Regions from separate parts of the Mus musculus genome. Here region 1 is linked to region 2. A link is a loop called in an ENCODE intact Hi-C map of the cell type or tissue named here. Cell type or tissue: left cerebral cortex. All regions are shown on one strand.

What was found. A loop is a pair of places that touch in the nucleus more often than their neighbours do. Peaks named below come from ENCODE experiments on the same cell type or tissue, not always from the same donor. Only the 100,000 strongest peaks of a DNase experiment are listed, where the experiment ranks them.
Region 1: a loop joins it to region 2, with 10 times the contacts of the local background. A loop is called at or near these places in 2 of 42 quality-filtered maps.

Annotation. Positions count from the first base shown.
Region 1 is chr13:36,690,365-36,698,364 of GRCm38, reverse strand. No RefSeq gene overlaps it. Among named protein-coding and RNA genes, the nearest start is that of Gm38636, 21 kb to the left of the region's middle. In left cerebral cortex, no CTCF peak of the experiment used is centred here; DNase peaks (open chromatin) are centred at 1,683, 2,501, 4,249 and 4,501; H3K27ac peaks cover 521 bases.
Region 2 is chr13:36,503,036-36,511,035 of GRCm38, reverse strand. All of the region lies in intron 6 of Fars2 (phenylalanine-tRNA synthetase 2 (mitochondrial)), which reads right to left. Among named protein-coding and RNA genes, the nearest start is that of Gm46409, 110 kb to the left of the region's middle. In left cerebral cortex, CTCF peaks have their summits at 4,473 and 6,805; DNase peaks (open chromatin) are centred at 5,123, 5,678, 6,950, 7,220 and 1 more place; H3K27ac peaks cover 5,012 bases.

The DNA of each region.
Region 1 (8,000 bases), 190 kb before region 2:
AGAACTGTGTCTCTAGTTGCATATGTGGCAGAGGATGGCCTAGTCGGCCATCAATGGGAGGAGAGGCCCTTGGTCTTTCGAAGATCATATGCCCCAGTACAGGGGAATGCCAGGGCCAGGAAGCAGGAGTGGGTGGGTTGGGGAGCAGGGCGGGGGAAGGGTATAGGGGACTTTGGGGATAACATTTGAAATGTAAATGAAGAAAATATCTAATAAAATGTATTTAAATAAAAAAAAAGAAATTGGCAGAGGTTGGCTTAAGGTGGGCCACTCATTGTGGAGGTCATCATTGTAGGAAACCCATCTGTCCTCATCCTTTGAGTGATGAGGTTGGTTTTATTGTTTCTGTGGCTGGGAAAATTCCCAAGATATATCCAGTAATCTACAAGGGGCTCTGGGTTCAAGTGATGGGGTAGTGCACATAGGGGCCCACTTTCTGCCATTGTGATGCTACCATGTGTGGATATCTTTTAAATGCACTAAAAACCTAAACACTGATGTGACCACACTGTATGCTTACAACTTGGTTACCTTCTCTTCTTTTTATTAAGGGGCCTCAAGCAGGTGGACTTTCTTAACCTTCCCCCTCTCCCAAAACCCACTCACGTGGGATGCTTCTTTAATTGTCTTTCCCACAGTGGATTACACTGAATCATGATAGAAAGTGAATCAATTCCTCACTGGCCTCTTATAAAGTCCTAGAGCTGTACAGGATCAACAGAAGACAGGCTAGGACCTATGTCCCCAGCCCAGACGCTCCATTTTCCTACAGCAAAGAGAGAAGAAGAATCATTGTGATTTAGCATGTCCCCCAAGCCCTTCACTTGCTAGAACTGAATCTGCTTAGATACAGGTTCCATCCGGATGGCTCTATGCCTTGTGCATTATATTGTATTTCAGGCATAACATGTGGACCTGCCCACTTGCAGGATGCTGAGGGTTGTCTCATATGTACCTCCTTCTAAGCCAGGTCACCAGGAATGGACTTTCATTCCCTGGCTTTAACAGCTACTGATGATCATCACCCAGGTCTGTTATTTTAATGAGTGTTGCAAATAGGTCATTTTCTAACATTCCTCCTGTGTCTATTTAATAAGATTTTTATTTTATAAAAGACTTGTTGTTGACTGGTTGTTTAATAAACTGAGCACAGATAGGCGGGATAAATGTTTTATTCTTTACTCGTATTTATCCATCTGCAGAATAATGAGTTGGTACCCCGATGACTTCCAAATGGAGTTAACCACTGAATTGTGAAGGGCTGTGTTGAAGTATGTTGTTTTACTATGGAATGAAACTTGTATATTTTTATATACTTGATATGTTTCAGCATATTTTGTCATTATTTTTCTTTAAGTTGTCTCACCCTTGACACATAGACTTATTTATTTTAACCTCAGCACTCTGGTCTTTGTTTCTGTTTCTTTTCCTTTTTTTTTTTTTTTTTTTTTGCCTTGTCTCAATTTGTACATTTTTTTTAAAACCTGTGTCTGGAAATGGCCACTTTTCTAAGAAAACCAGATATTGTTTAAATCATAAAGGATGTCTACAGTGCCCAATCTGTAGATTTCAGATTTTCAGCCTTTTCTCTAGAGTCAGCTTGCTCTCTCACAAATCCAAGGTTGGGCACTGCCAGATTTCTCCTGAAATGTGGGTGGTGTATGTTGTCTCACCGTTAACATTTTCCAACACACTTCACTACAGTGAGGATCCAGCTTTCCACGTGGGCCTGGAGCTTAGGGATTCCTGCACCAGACTCTGTTCCATTCTCACTGCAGATCCGAAGGGCCCCGAGGACAACAAGAGGGTAGTCCCAGCTCTTAGAGGAGTTCATGGTCACTTGCCTTAGTCATCACTGGAGATGGGCCAGAAGCTCTGCCAAAGCGTGAGTGGTCAGACACGCAGGCACCAGGGTTGGTCCTTATCTGCCCTTTACCAGCACCGTAATCCATGATTCACCTCCACAAATGACCACAGGCTCCCGTGTACCAAAGGGGATGATAACAACAGCTTTTTGGGGTCCTTGGGGGTGTGGTAAAGTAGAAGATCCACAGCAACTAGCCTACCCTAAAGTATGACAAATGGTGATTCCTTGCCCTTCCTTGGATCGTTCGCCCTCCGTTACATAACGAGAAGGGGCAAGATCTAAATATTTTGAGCTCTTCCTGAAGTACTGATGCTATTTTTACCTGTCCTTTCACAAAAAAAGGTTACAGCCTTGTCCTGTTGTCGGAGAGAGGGCAGCCCTGAGTCACTTCCTCCCTTCCTGGGCTGGTCCTTCTGTGCTAGGCTGGCCAAGGGCCAGGCTGCTCCCCGAGAGCTGCCCAAGCCACTGGGGCTCGTGCTCAGTGACATTCACAAAGATTTAAAAAAAAAAAAACGTACTAGCTTTGTGGGGGACTGGGCTGACCTCCCACTTCCTGAATTGATCACGATTTTTACTTTCCAGACATCCTCTTCCTGAAATGGATGAGTGTTCCACCCCACAGCAGCAAACATTAGCAGGTGGCTGAGATTCAAACTTAAGGCTGACAACTTTAGACTCCAAGCAAATGGCACGATTCCCTTTTCTTTCAAAATGTAGATGAATTTCTGTTTAGCAGTATTGGGAGTCCTGGGGGTGGGGATGGGGGGGTAGAATCCAGAGCCTCGAACACACCCATCACCAGGCAACACTTTATTTAAAGACAAGAACCAGTTGCAGCTGTGGTTTGTAGCTCCAGCCAGCCCTCAGAATGCTACAAAGAATGCAATAGTGCTGATTTGTAACCTGGGATTGGAACAGTTTGTAGATGCTAATAACATTGAATGTCCACTGACAAATGAGTGGTCCATGGAGAATGCCAATGGAAGGGTGGGAATCTGTGTCTTGTTGGCTGGAGTGTTCAAACTGTTTTTTTCAAGCGTTGACTCTTTAGCGTTAGTGTACCCTGGGTGTCAGTCACAGGAGGTCTGTATCCATACAAGCGGGCTGGGCTAGAACCCCGTTGAAGGTTTTCCAGCAGATTGGCATCTTGGCCATGTTGGCACCACAAGAAATATTGTCCAGCAGCACTTGGGAGAAAGAACTTGAGTCACAATAAATAGGAAAGGCTGGCAGATTCCAAGGCAAGATGTTGGGAGCTGGATAGCCATTGTAGTATTTTGAATATGCTTGGCCCAGGGAATGGTGCTATTAGGAGGTGTGGCCTTGTTGGAGTAGGTGTGGCCTTTTTGAAGGAAGTGTGTCACTTTAGGGGTGGGCTTTGAGATCGTCCTAACTGCCTAGAAGAGTCAGTCTTCTGCTTGCCTTTAGAACAATGTAGACCTCTCAGCTCCTTCAGTGCTATGCCTGCCTGGAGGCTGCCAAGCTTTCCACCATCATGAAAATGGACTAAACTCTGAACCTCTAAGCCAGTCCCAATTAAATGTTCTTTTGAAGAGTTGTGTTGGTCACGGTGTCTCTTCACAGCAATCGAAACTCTAAGGCAGCCATTAAGAATGATGCTGATGGCGACGGCATGAAGTTCAAGGAGAAGGGCTTTGCCGCCTTCCATGATCCCTGGCTTAGGACTCTCAGTCTCTATACCGAACCCCTTGGTGTTGTCTCTTGGCTTGTTGAAGATTTTAGATATAGGTCTTCATTTCATTAATCAGAGTAATGACTCACATTTGTTATGCATTTGCTATGACCCAGGCACATATCTAAGAAGGCTTCACCTTCCCACTAAGAAAACAGAAGCTCAGAGAGGCTAAGTGACATGTCTAAAGCCACACTCTCAGTATGAAGCAAAAATATTAGAACTTTTAGATGATCCCATCTCCCATTTTTATCCTTGATACAACCATGTGAGAAGCCTGTATCCTACCTGGGCAAGAATTCACCAGCTTTAGGTTTAGTGAGGGTCACAGGGTAGACATTGTTCTCGCTAGTATCGGTTTTCTGCTCTCGAGGATAAGATGTCTAAAGTTCTGTCTTTACCATGCTTCTCTGATCTATGATTGGTGATTAGTTGGTGACTCCATAGAATGAGTTAGTCCTATGGATTTGTGGCTTCACTGTCAGATCTATTACCATCCCCTCTTTGAGGACAGGACTTCATCTTTACTTTGCAAACCTCCCTTTCCCAGTTTTTGGTGTCAATGGGTATCAAGGTCTCGTTAATACAAAAGGAAGAAATCATCAACTCCATCAGTGGTTGCTGAACAACGCTGGCAATCAGCATGAACACCAGAGAGCACCGGGAGTCTGAACACCAGGCGTTTCTCCTTGCCCTGAGAACCCAACCCACACAAAGTGGCCTCTCAGGGACTCCCATCTTGGCCATGTGCTAGAGAAGTTATTTTTTAAGACAATTGAATGGATCTTTAATCTTGAAAATTCCAATCTTATTTCCAATTTGAAAAGTCTCTTCGGTAATTATTTTAGGAAATCTCGGGAACTACTTGATGATGCGAATACATTCCTCAGTTCCTTTGGGGAACTTTTATGTAACGTGTTATTTGAGTATAGCAGAGCTATGCATTTGGCAACAGAATGATGCAGAGTCTCTGCTAGAAAGGAACACCTGTTGGCACTATTAACCACGCTCAGCTCGATGAACAGATGAGTAAATATGCCAGTGCTTACATCCCAGGACCCAAAGACATTCAGATTTAAAGGACATGCCTTTCACCTTAAAGGAGTAATTGATTGGCCTGGGTCTCTCCATGTCTTTGCTCTCTGTTTCTCTCATTCTGTGCATGTGTATAGATATATAAATGTGTGTGTGTGTGATTTACATTTCAAAAAACTCGGTACTTCATAGATTCTTCTAATATTGAGGAGGATGTGATAGCAATAGTTATATTGGGTCTGTAAGGGTTCAGTGTGGTATTCTGCTGGGTTCATTGTAGTAATATACTCCAGCACATTTTATTTTATTTTTTTAATTTTTTATTAGGTATTTTCCTCATTTACATTTCCAATGCTATCCCAAAAGTCCCGATACCCAAACCCCCACTCCCCTACCCACCCACTCCCCCTTTTCGGTCCTGGCGTTCCCCTGTACTGGGGCATATAAAGTTTGCAAGTCCAATGGGCCTCTCTTTCCAGTGATGGCCAACTAGGCAATCTTTTGATACATATGCAGCTAGAGTCAAGAGCTCTGGGGTACTGATTAGCTCATATTGCTGTTCCACCTGTAGAGTTGCAGACCCCTTTAGCTCCTTGGGTACTTTCTCTAGCTCCTCCATTGGGGGCCCTGTGATCCATCCAATAGCTGACTGTGAGCCTCCACTTCTGTGTTTGCTAGGCCCTGGCATAGTCTCACAAGAGACAGCTATATCTGGGTCCTTTCAGCAAAATCTTGCTAGTGTATACAATGGTGTCAGAGTTTGGAAGCTGATTATGAGATGGATACCTGGATATGGCAATCACTAGATGGTCCATCCTTTCGTCACAGATCCAAATTTTGTCTCTGTAACTCCTTCCATGGGTGTTTTGTTCCCAATTCTAAGAAGGGGCAAAGTGTCCACACTTTGGTCTTCGTTCTTCTTGAGTTTCATGCCTTTAGCAAATTGTATATTATATCTTGGATATCCTAAGTTTCTGGGCTAATATCCACTTATCAGTGAGTACGTGTTGTGTGAGTTCCTTTGTGATTGGGTTACCTCACTCAGGATGATGCCCTCCAGGTCCATCCATTTGCCTAGGAATTTCATAAATTCATTCTTTTTAATAGCTGAGTAGAACTCCATTGTGTAAATGTACCACATTTTCTGTATCCATTCCTCTGTTGAGGGGCATCTGGGTTCTTTCCAGCTTCTGGCTATTATAAATAAGGCTGCTATGAACATAGTGGAGCATGTGTCCTTCTTACCGGTTAGGACATCTTCTGGATATATGCCCAGGAGAGGTATTGCTGGATCCTCCAGTAGTACTATGTCCAATTTTCTGAGGAACCGCCAGACGGATTTCCAGAGTGGTTGTACAAGCTTGCAATCCCATCAATAATGGAGGAGTGTTCCTCATTCTCCACATCCACGCCAGCATCTGCTCTCACCTGAATTTTTGATCTTAGCCATTCTGACTGGTGTGAGGTGGAATCTCAGGGTTGTTTTGATTTGCATTTCCCTGATGATTAAGGATGTTGAACATTTTTTCAGGTGCTTCTCTGCCATTCAGTATTCCTCAGGTGAGAATTCTTTGTTCAGTTCTGAGCCCCATTTTTTAAAGGGGTTATTTGATTTTCTGGAGTCCACCTTCTTTAGTTCTTTATATATATTGGATATTAGTCCCCTATCCGATTTGGGATAGGTAAAGATCCTTTCCCAATCTGTTGGTGATCTTTTTGTCTTATTGACGGTGTCTTTTGCCTTGCAGAAGCTTTGCAATTTTATGAGGTCCCATTTATCGATTCTCGATCTTATAGCACAAGCCATTGCTGTTCTATTCAGGAATTTTTCCCCTGTACCCATATCTTCGAGGCTTTCCCCCACTTTCTCCTCTATAAGTTTCAGTGTCTCTGGTTTTATGTGGAGTTCCTTGATCCACTTAGATTTGACCTTAGTACAAGGAGATAGGAATGGATCGATTCGCATTTTTCTACATGATAACCACCAGTTGTACCAGCACCATTTGTTGAAAATGCTGTCTTTCTTCCACTGGATGGTTTTAGCTCCCTTGTTAAAGATCAAGTGACCATATGTGTGTGGGTTCATTTCTGGGTCTTCAATTCTATTCCATTGGTCTACACGTCTGTCGCTATACCAGTACCATGCAGTTTTTATCACAATTGCTCTGTAGTAAAGCTTTAGGTCAGGCATGGTGATTCCACCAGAGGTTCTTTTATCCTTGAGAAGAGTTTTTGCTATCCTAGGTTTTTTGTTATTCCAGATGAATCTGCCGATTGCCCTTTCTAATTTGTTGAAGAATTGGGTTGGAATTTTGATGGGGATTGCATTGAATCTGTAGATTGCTTTTGGCAAGATAGCCATTTTCACTACATTGATCCTGCCAATCCATGAGCATGGGAGATCTTTCCATCTTCTGAGATCTTTTTTAATTTTTTTCTTCAGAGACTTGAAGTTCTTATCATACAGATCTTTCACTTCCTTGATAGAGTCACGCCACGTATTTTATATTATTTGTGACTATTGAGAAGGGTGTTGTTTCCCTAATTTCTTTCTCAGCCTGTTTATCCTTTGTGTACAGAAAGGCCATTGACTTGTTTGAGTTAATTTTATATTAAGCTACTTCACTGAAGCTGTTTATCAGGCTTAGGAGTTGTCTGGTGGAATTTTTAGGGTCACTTATATATACTATCATATCATCTGCAAAAAGTGATATTTTTACTTCTTCCTTTCCAATTTGTATCCCCTTGATCTCCTTTTATTGTCGAATTTCTCTGGCTAGGACTTCAAGTCCAATGTTAAATAGGTAGGGAGAGAGTGGGCAGCCTTGTCTAGTCGCTGATTTTAGTAGGATTGCTTCCAGCTTCTCACCATTTACTTTGATGTTGGCTACTGGTTTGCTATAGATTGCTTTTATCATGATTGGGCATGGGCCTTGAATTCCTGATCTTTCCAAGACTTTTATTATAAATGGGTGTTGGATTTTGTCAAATGCTTTCTCTGCATCTAATGAGATGATCATGTAGTTTTTGTCTTTGAGTTTGTTTCTATACTGGATTATGTTGATGGATTTCCATATATTGAACCATCCCTGCATCTCTGGGATGAAACCCTCAGGATGGATGATTGTTTTGATGTGTTCTTGGATTCGGGTATCGAGAACTTTATTGAGGATTTTTGCATTGATATTCATAAGGGAAATTGGTCTGAAGTTCTCTATCTTTGTTGGGTCTTTTTGTGGTTTAGGTATCAGAGTAATTGTGGCTTCATAGAATGAGTTGGGTAGAGTACCTTCTACTTCTATTTTGTGGAATAGTTTGTGAAGAACTGGGATTAGATCTTCTTTGAAGGTCTGATAGAACTTTGTACTAAACCCATCTGGTCCTGTGCTTTTTTTTTCCCCCCTT
Region 2 (8,000 bases):
AAAGGATCCTTTTATTCTGCTATCTTTGAAAAGAGCCAATAAAGACTCATTGATAAGAGACATTCAGAGGCAGGCAGATTTCTGAGTTCGAGGCCAGCCTAGTCTACAAAGTGAGTTCCAGGACAGCCTGGACTATACAGAGAAACCTTGTCTCGAAAAGCCAAAAGAAAAAAAAAAAAACCAGAAAAGACAAGAGACATTCAAAGATAGAAACTGGCACTTACAACATGGGGATTCTTATGAAAAAAGAAAGGATTATTAAAGTCCACACACACAGAGAAGTGTGTCTAATGAAGATGGCTGCTCCACAAATTTGGGTGTGCTCTGGCCCTCACACAAAAGGCCAGGATTATATTCCAGGCATGAGAAGGGCAAAGGGCAAGACCCTATTGAGAAGGACAGCTATCTCTTCCCTCAACCATTCAAATGTTTTATTTTCTGGAAATCTCTTCAGAGCCCATTACTCCCAAGTACTTACCATGGCAGGAGCCAGAGTGTAGGAAAAAGCTAATTAGGGTTCTGCTGCTGCTGTTGCCCTGACCCAGAAAGGAGTTTTAGGTTTTTAACGGCTTCTTTGTAGAGCACCCCTTTTGTTTTTGTTTTGGTTGGCATTGAACTCACGATGTAGTCAAGGCTGGCCTTGAACAGCTGATGTCCTCACTCTGCCTTTCCAGTGCTGGAATTAGAGTTGTGGCATGGAGCCAGGCATGGTTTTGTAGGTGTTATCTGTGGATACTCAGTATGTCATAATGGTTTTGTCTATGGTATAAATATCATGACCTCCTCTAGAGAGTACAAATGCTGCAGATATAGTCATGACCAGGCTGGGGGAAAACACCCAGGATGATCATTGTCAATGATGGTATAATTGCCAAATCTGAACAGATTTTGACTGGGGCATTGTGTTTATAGTGTTCATTATACTGCATATTTATATTTTATGACCTTTTTCTGTAGGTGTGTTACATATGATAATAAAAAGGACTTAAGATTTAACAGGCCGCCTTCTGTGCAGTTCTCATGGCTACATACCAACTACAGGACTGCCATGCAGCTGGGAGGCTCAGCGCAGAAGCAGATGAGCTCTTGCTCTATGCTCTTCCAGTACTTAGGCTCCAAGGCAGAGTGGTGTGACACTTTCCTCTTGCTTCTCAGAAAATTGTGTGCTTTCTGGGTGCATGCTGGTCAGGATACAGGAATGGATGGAGACTTTTGGAAAGGAAGGTTATGTAGGAATAAGGCAGAATGGGTTTGTACTCAGCTCTGCTAACTACTAGTTCTGGACTCAGGAAAGCTACTGAGCTTTCTAGAGCTTCTGGTTCCTCCATAGGTAGATGCTATATAGAACTGATCTCAAAAGACCCTCACTGATGGGCAGAATGCTCACACACTGATCACTGTCACTCAGATGTACTGCTGGTCCCAATAGAATCCCCAAACATGACAGCCTCTAAGACTGCAGGGCTCTGTTGGATCATACTTATTCTGCTGAGTAGGCAGGGAGGACACTGTCCCACAGTGGAGACCCTGGTTTGGACTTTTTGCTGCCTTTTCAGGCTTGCTCCTTCACACACTGTGGCATGGCCCTCAGATTTGTACCAGTGAATCCAGGTTTTCACCCACAGGAAAACACATTCCCTTAGTACTCCCTAGAGGAGGACGCAGGCCTAGCTCAACTTCTCCCTACCAATAGCTATACCAATACCAATCACTCATTCCTGAGCCAGTTCCTAGGGAGGATGCTGAGGGAGAATGGACAGTGAGAGTTTTACACACACACACACACACACACACACACACACACACACACAGAGAGAGAGAGAGAGAGAGAGAGAGAGAGAGAGAGAAAAGAGAGAAGAGATCTTAATATTTAGCTGTTAATGGATGGAAACCTATTAGTGTGTAATAGTGTAAGTAATTGACATTTCTTAAATGCCCGTTGACAGAATAACTTGTTTTTTATTCCTTCAAGAAACAGTGTTACATCTGGATTTTTCATATGCTGAACATACAGGCTAGTCACCAGACAATGGTGCTACTAGGAGATTATGGAGACTTGAAAGAATGGGGATGAATTGGGCACAGGATTTTCCTTTCTTTTCTAGGGGAAAGATATTAATTAGGTGAATGTCTGACCATCAATGTGTTCCCGACGTGATGCTGTCTGCCATGTTGTAGTTCTAAAAGCAGTGGGGCTAAGCAGAGCATCAACTGAAACCTCAGAGACCATGAACCAGATCTTACATGTTTTGTTATCATCTTGGAAAGATGACCTACACAAGAGTGAAACAGCCGACTTCAGACTCAGCAAATTCTCAGTGAATTCCCTTTCTAGGTACCTGCCGATAGTGACCTCCCTGAAATGTGAAAGCAGTTCTCAGTATGAGGATGAGCACTAGAGGGAACATAGCTTTGTTCTAATCTGTGAGGCTTGAGACCTACCATGAACCTTTCAGAAGGTCATGAAAAGGCATGGTTTTCACCTTCTAATGCTCCTAGCCAATGCTTTATACAGTGAACAACAAAATTGGAAGCACCAATGAAGTACTCAGGAGACCATAACAAACACCTTTTAGCCACCACAAGAAAGGTTATGCAAGTTTCGGGGTTGACATGCTGTTCTTTAGGACTGCAGGTGCCAGTGCTTAGAGCTAAGGTGGAGGAAGGAAGGTCTCTATGTTTTCCAATATGGCATTTTGAAGGACAAACATCCCTAACTTGAAGCTGTCTCATCACAGGGTGAGAACAGTGAAATGTTTGAAACGAGCTTCAGCTGTCATTTCACATGATGTTGGAATCCTTGAAGGGCTCCTCTCAAGGCTCTTGACAGGGCTCGGGATTACTGCTGGGAGAGGATTGCAAAATTCACATCACTAGATGTAACCTACAAGGCACCAAAGATTGATGTTATCATTGATCCACTAGGCCCACGTATCCAGCATCTGCCTCATGATCCTCTTACAGACTTTTTCTGATATACTTTCATAGGGGATGGAGTTTAATACACAGTCAACTGATGACTGAAATAGTAAGTCGAAAATTCTAGAAATAAATAATTTATGAATTTTGATTAAGTTTCATTATAATACATCATTCTAATTATTCTATTTGCATTATTAATCTCTTACTATGCCTGACTTAAGCAATTAACTTTTTCACTATATGCAGAGAAAGGAACAAACACAGCCTGAATGAAAAGGGCTCAGTATGAGTTACAGTTCAGATACTTACACAGTTTATAGAATGAATGTCTTCCTAAAGAAAGAATCTTATACTTGCCCCCATTCAAACACATACACATATTGAAGGCCACTGGTTGGCCACTGGACAAAAGCACAAATTCTCCCAACAGTGCTGACTCCAGTTTGCCAACAGAAATGTGGGTATTTGCTTTGTTTCTATGTTTAAGAGTTCCTTTAAGATTGATTTTCTATTATAAAGTAACTACTATGGGATAAGATGTTTGCCTGCTTGAACAATGCTCCTTGCTTCTCTTTCCTTGGCTGTAATACTCTTAAACACATCTTCCTCTTTGCAGACACTGAGAAATGCAGGGGGCATGAAGGGGAGCGAAGTAGTGGTGAGTCCGTAGGCAGGTAGAAGAAAGCAAGCAGCTAACCAAACTAAGAAAAATATTCCCACAGAGGGGAAAAAAAAGGGGGAAGCTTTGTACTGAAGCAAAAACATTTGACCATCAAAATTCTCATCCAAGCCAGAGTCTTGAAGGCACCAAGTGCCATGGGGGAAATAAAACAGTTGACAACCTAGTAGAACTCTTATCCCATCAGAATGTCTACACCTCCTCTTACTTTCATTCCTTAGACATTGTTGTTTTGTACAAACTATGTTTAGAATGAGCGGGATAAGCAATCTGGGAAGAGCTGCAGTACAGGAAGAAGGTGACGAAATAGAGGATGGGAAGGAAAACGAGGAGGAAATAAAGGCAGAGCCTTGGGGAGAGTGACTTGCATGTCAAATTGGATCCACGGGAAGGAGACACCAACACATGTCCAAGGAGCCCACTGCGCACGAGCATTCTTGTAACAAATGCTAGGACATGATTTAGGAAGCAGCAAACCTAGTGAGATATTTTTCCCCCTGAGGAAACTTGGGGGATAATACTGGCTGCAGGTATGCATTAGTCCTGAAAGACTTGGGACTGTGTTTCCCAAAGCCAATATATACAGACTCTTTCTGTCTGGAGCAGAATAAACAGAGGCTATCGTAGTCGAGTTTACCTAGAATAGAGCCCAGGAGCCTGATGAACTTGGGGACTCTTGACACCTAGAGAGAAGTCGTCTGGAGCAAGCAGACAAGGAAGCTGTGGTAGAGACCCTGGATGCTAGTGGATAGTCACAAATGCTCCTGAGCTAAGCCTTGATGCTAGAGATGTTCCTAGCTGTTTGGAATGAATCAGGAGGAGACACAGACACGAGGAGAATGTGCAGAAGGCTGAGGGGAGGTGGTGCACAACAGCTCCGACTAGTGCATCAGTGCTGACTATTCCATCACACACGGAGCCCACATCCCCCAAGGCAGCATGGAGCAACTCCGCTCACTTGGAAGGCAGCCCAGGGCAAGTGGAAGAGGGAAGTTGGAAGAGAGTCTGTGAACCCTGGTCATGGCAGAGAGGAGTGAATGAACCAAGTATCGTGGGATGAGGATGTTCTCAGAGGATGGAGCAAGTGCTTGCATATCCAGGGGGTTGGATCTGTTTTTCACTTTGGACTACAGGCTCTAGGTGCTTTTAAACCTTGTGTTAAATTTGGCTTTGGTATCTGATCTTGGTAAGGTTTATTTTTCTAAGCCTTAATCATTGCTCTTGCCAACTGGCATGAATGAGAATATCTATTTATAGAGATACTGAGACCATCAAATCAAATGAGGGAAGGCACACATTTAACAGAGGGTTGGGACTAGGAATTTGAGGAGAGGGACAGAGGGTGTCCAGCCATCCGTCATGGGAAAATGCTGTTTGAACAGGCAGCAGGAAGGATTCTTGTTTGATACATGACACATCTTGAAGAGATTTCAAGGGAATTATGCAGTGTAGAAAACCCACTGGGAGAGTCACATGGGGTACGATGACATGCACATAAGACAACAGTTACAGAGATAGAAAGTAGTAGTGGGTACAGACTCGGTACAATGAGAGAAGGAGGGTGGGAGTAACCATCTGATGGAACGCCTTGGTGCCCAACATGTATGCTGTGGAGAATCAGGGCCAGGAGCCATTGGTTGTTAAATACTTTGAACTTAACTTCTCATCTTATACGCTTTCGTTTTGCATCTAGGACATGAAAACAACAATGTACCAATTGTTCATGGAAGTTTTCTTTTGGGATCCCTGAAGCTTTGACTTTTTTCTTCTAAATGTAGGGTCTGTGATAAGTATTTTGGATCTAACTGTTGGAAAGGAATCTGACTAGCTTCGTGACTTGTAACCAGCTCTTCTTGCTGTTACCATATGGTGTTTCCTTTAATAAAAACATTTTGCAGAAATAATGATAAAAAAATTACTTTAAACTTGTATAAAAGTTTGAGGTTTCTGCTGATAAAAGCACCCCTTTAATCATGTAGATAGCTGTGTATCTGGAAAACTGGAAAACAACCTCTGCTCTCTTGGCTACTTTGACACAATCAGCATTCACTCGTGTGTCTGCCATTCATCTTTGGTAGTGTTTTGACTCTCGTTCACTGACCTCACTATAGACTGCAATATGTAAGCTCAGAGCTCCTGCACTGCTCAGGATCCCACTTTGATGGCTTTCAGTAGCATGAAACCCCAGTTCTACAACAGCCTTGGCACGCCGAGCCATTTCTCATCAGTTCAAACAATACAGAATCAAAACTGACCCAGCTTAAACCCAGATAAACAAAACAAACAAACAAACAAACAAACAACACAAAACAAACAGCCTGGAGGTGTACAGACCAAAGATGTTCATGTTGTGATGGGGGATCTAGGTGCTTTCCTCTTTCCCTTCAGTAGTTCTGATCATGCACGTATGGTCCCCATTGTGTGACAGAAGGCCACAGAGCCACAAATCAGCACTGCACAGATAAGAGATGGGGCTGCACGGAAAAGGTCACAGGGGCCAGACAGGTCAAAAGCCTCTAGGGCTGGGGCTCCCAACCTTACTAATGCTGTGACTTCTGATATGGGTAATGGTGGGGGAACCGCATGTTTCTCCAACCATAAAATTACTGTTGTTGCCATGTCATATCTGTAATTTTGCTACTGTAAAGAATAATAAGATAAATTTCTGACATGAAGGATGATCTTAGGTGATCCCTGTGAAAGGATTATTTGACCCCAAATGGGCCACGACCTACAAGTTGAGAGCCACTGCCCTAGGAATCTTACAGAAAGTTCTGCTCATTCTCCTTAGCCAAAACTGAGTCTCCAGACTACATCTAGGATGAAGGAAAGGAAGAGATGGATGAAGTTAAGTCAGTCAACTGATAATATCCTGATTTAACCTACTCCAAAAGGGAAACAGGTGGGCTCCCTTGCATCCCTGTGTAATGTGACGTTTGAAGATACTTTCTCATTTGTTCCCTATTGCCCTTTAGGAATGCTTGGCATGATGTTCTGAGTTTATATGAGGTCTTGGCTGCGTTGGTTTGCCTCTGTGGGAAGCAATCATGTGGACTCCCTTTATGCCCCCTCAACTATGTTGCTGATGCCTGGATAGGATGATGTTTCATTTCATTCCTTTCCTGGCAGATGAGTGTGTGGCGACAGAGTATGTTTAAGTCACTGTCTTCACCTATCGTCCTCGAAGTCAGTACCGAGGACAGGCAGGCAGGTGGAGACTCCCTTGTGAATGGGGTGGAGGGACAGCTAAGAGACGTGGGCTGTGGGGTACAGTTTCTCAAGCAGCTAACACACACTAGCTTGCTAGTATTCAGCTTCTTAGATAACTCGTCCTTCTGGATTAAAAAAAGAAGTGTTCTAGCACCTAGGATGGTTTTACATTTAAAAGAGCGCTGAATTCTGCTGGTCTATTTAAAGATCTGTAGCCACTTCTATGGTAAACAGTGAGGGGACAGGCAACAGAAAAAGATCCCTCAAGGTTAAAAGGAACACTTGTATCTCCAGCTTTTATTTTAAAGTTAATATTATTAGTTGAGATTGTCACTCATGACTCTACACACGAAACAGTGCAGATGACCCCGGAGAAGGACTGAACCCTCTCACAGGCATTAGAGCCTGCTGGGTGATTCTTTCCAGAGGCAACAGGTTGAGAAGAGGAGGAAGAGAAGCAGTGGGAGGAGGGTGAGGGCTAGGACAGCTTTGCTGAGATGAGAATGCCTCCCTCCCGGGAGTTCCTGAAGATCTCCACCTCTTGGGATTCCTGCTTTGTGCCATCTCTCCCACATTGCACTAGGGCTGCTGTGTGGACAGCACAACAGGGCAGAAAAGACCCTCAAGCTGGGTGGCTTCTGCATTGTGCTCTCTCTTTGGTGGCTCCTTTAGGAAGCCAGTGGCTACCTGCTCTGTGAGAGCTCATGGTGACGAGCTAAGCTTTTCCTGCACTGTGAGTGTGAGAAATTGGAACTGGCTTCTCTGGCCCCAGGTGAGCTGTCAGGTACCTTTCTGCCCATGCTGACAGATTAACTGGCTTTCTAAGACCAGAGGCAGAACTAGCTCACCCAGATGAAATATATACCAGTTCTTGGCTATGAAGGCTTGAAGGATCAGGGTGTGCTGGGCATTTCCCAACAACACCTTCCCATAGTGACAGGTAACTAGCCACATTCCCTTTTCCCAGTGGTTCAAGATGGCTTTCAAGTCTTCCTGAGAATAGTTTCCTACCAAAAGATTCTCAACAGCTATCAGGACATCGACAGTGCAGGTACAAATGGTACTACTGTATAGCCTGGGGTAGAGGATGCTGCTTCTGTATTTGAAACTTACCACTACTACTGATTATAGTTACTGATAGTGAAAAGATTTGGAGTTATACAACAGCATTTCCAGATTTTACACTGTT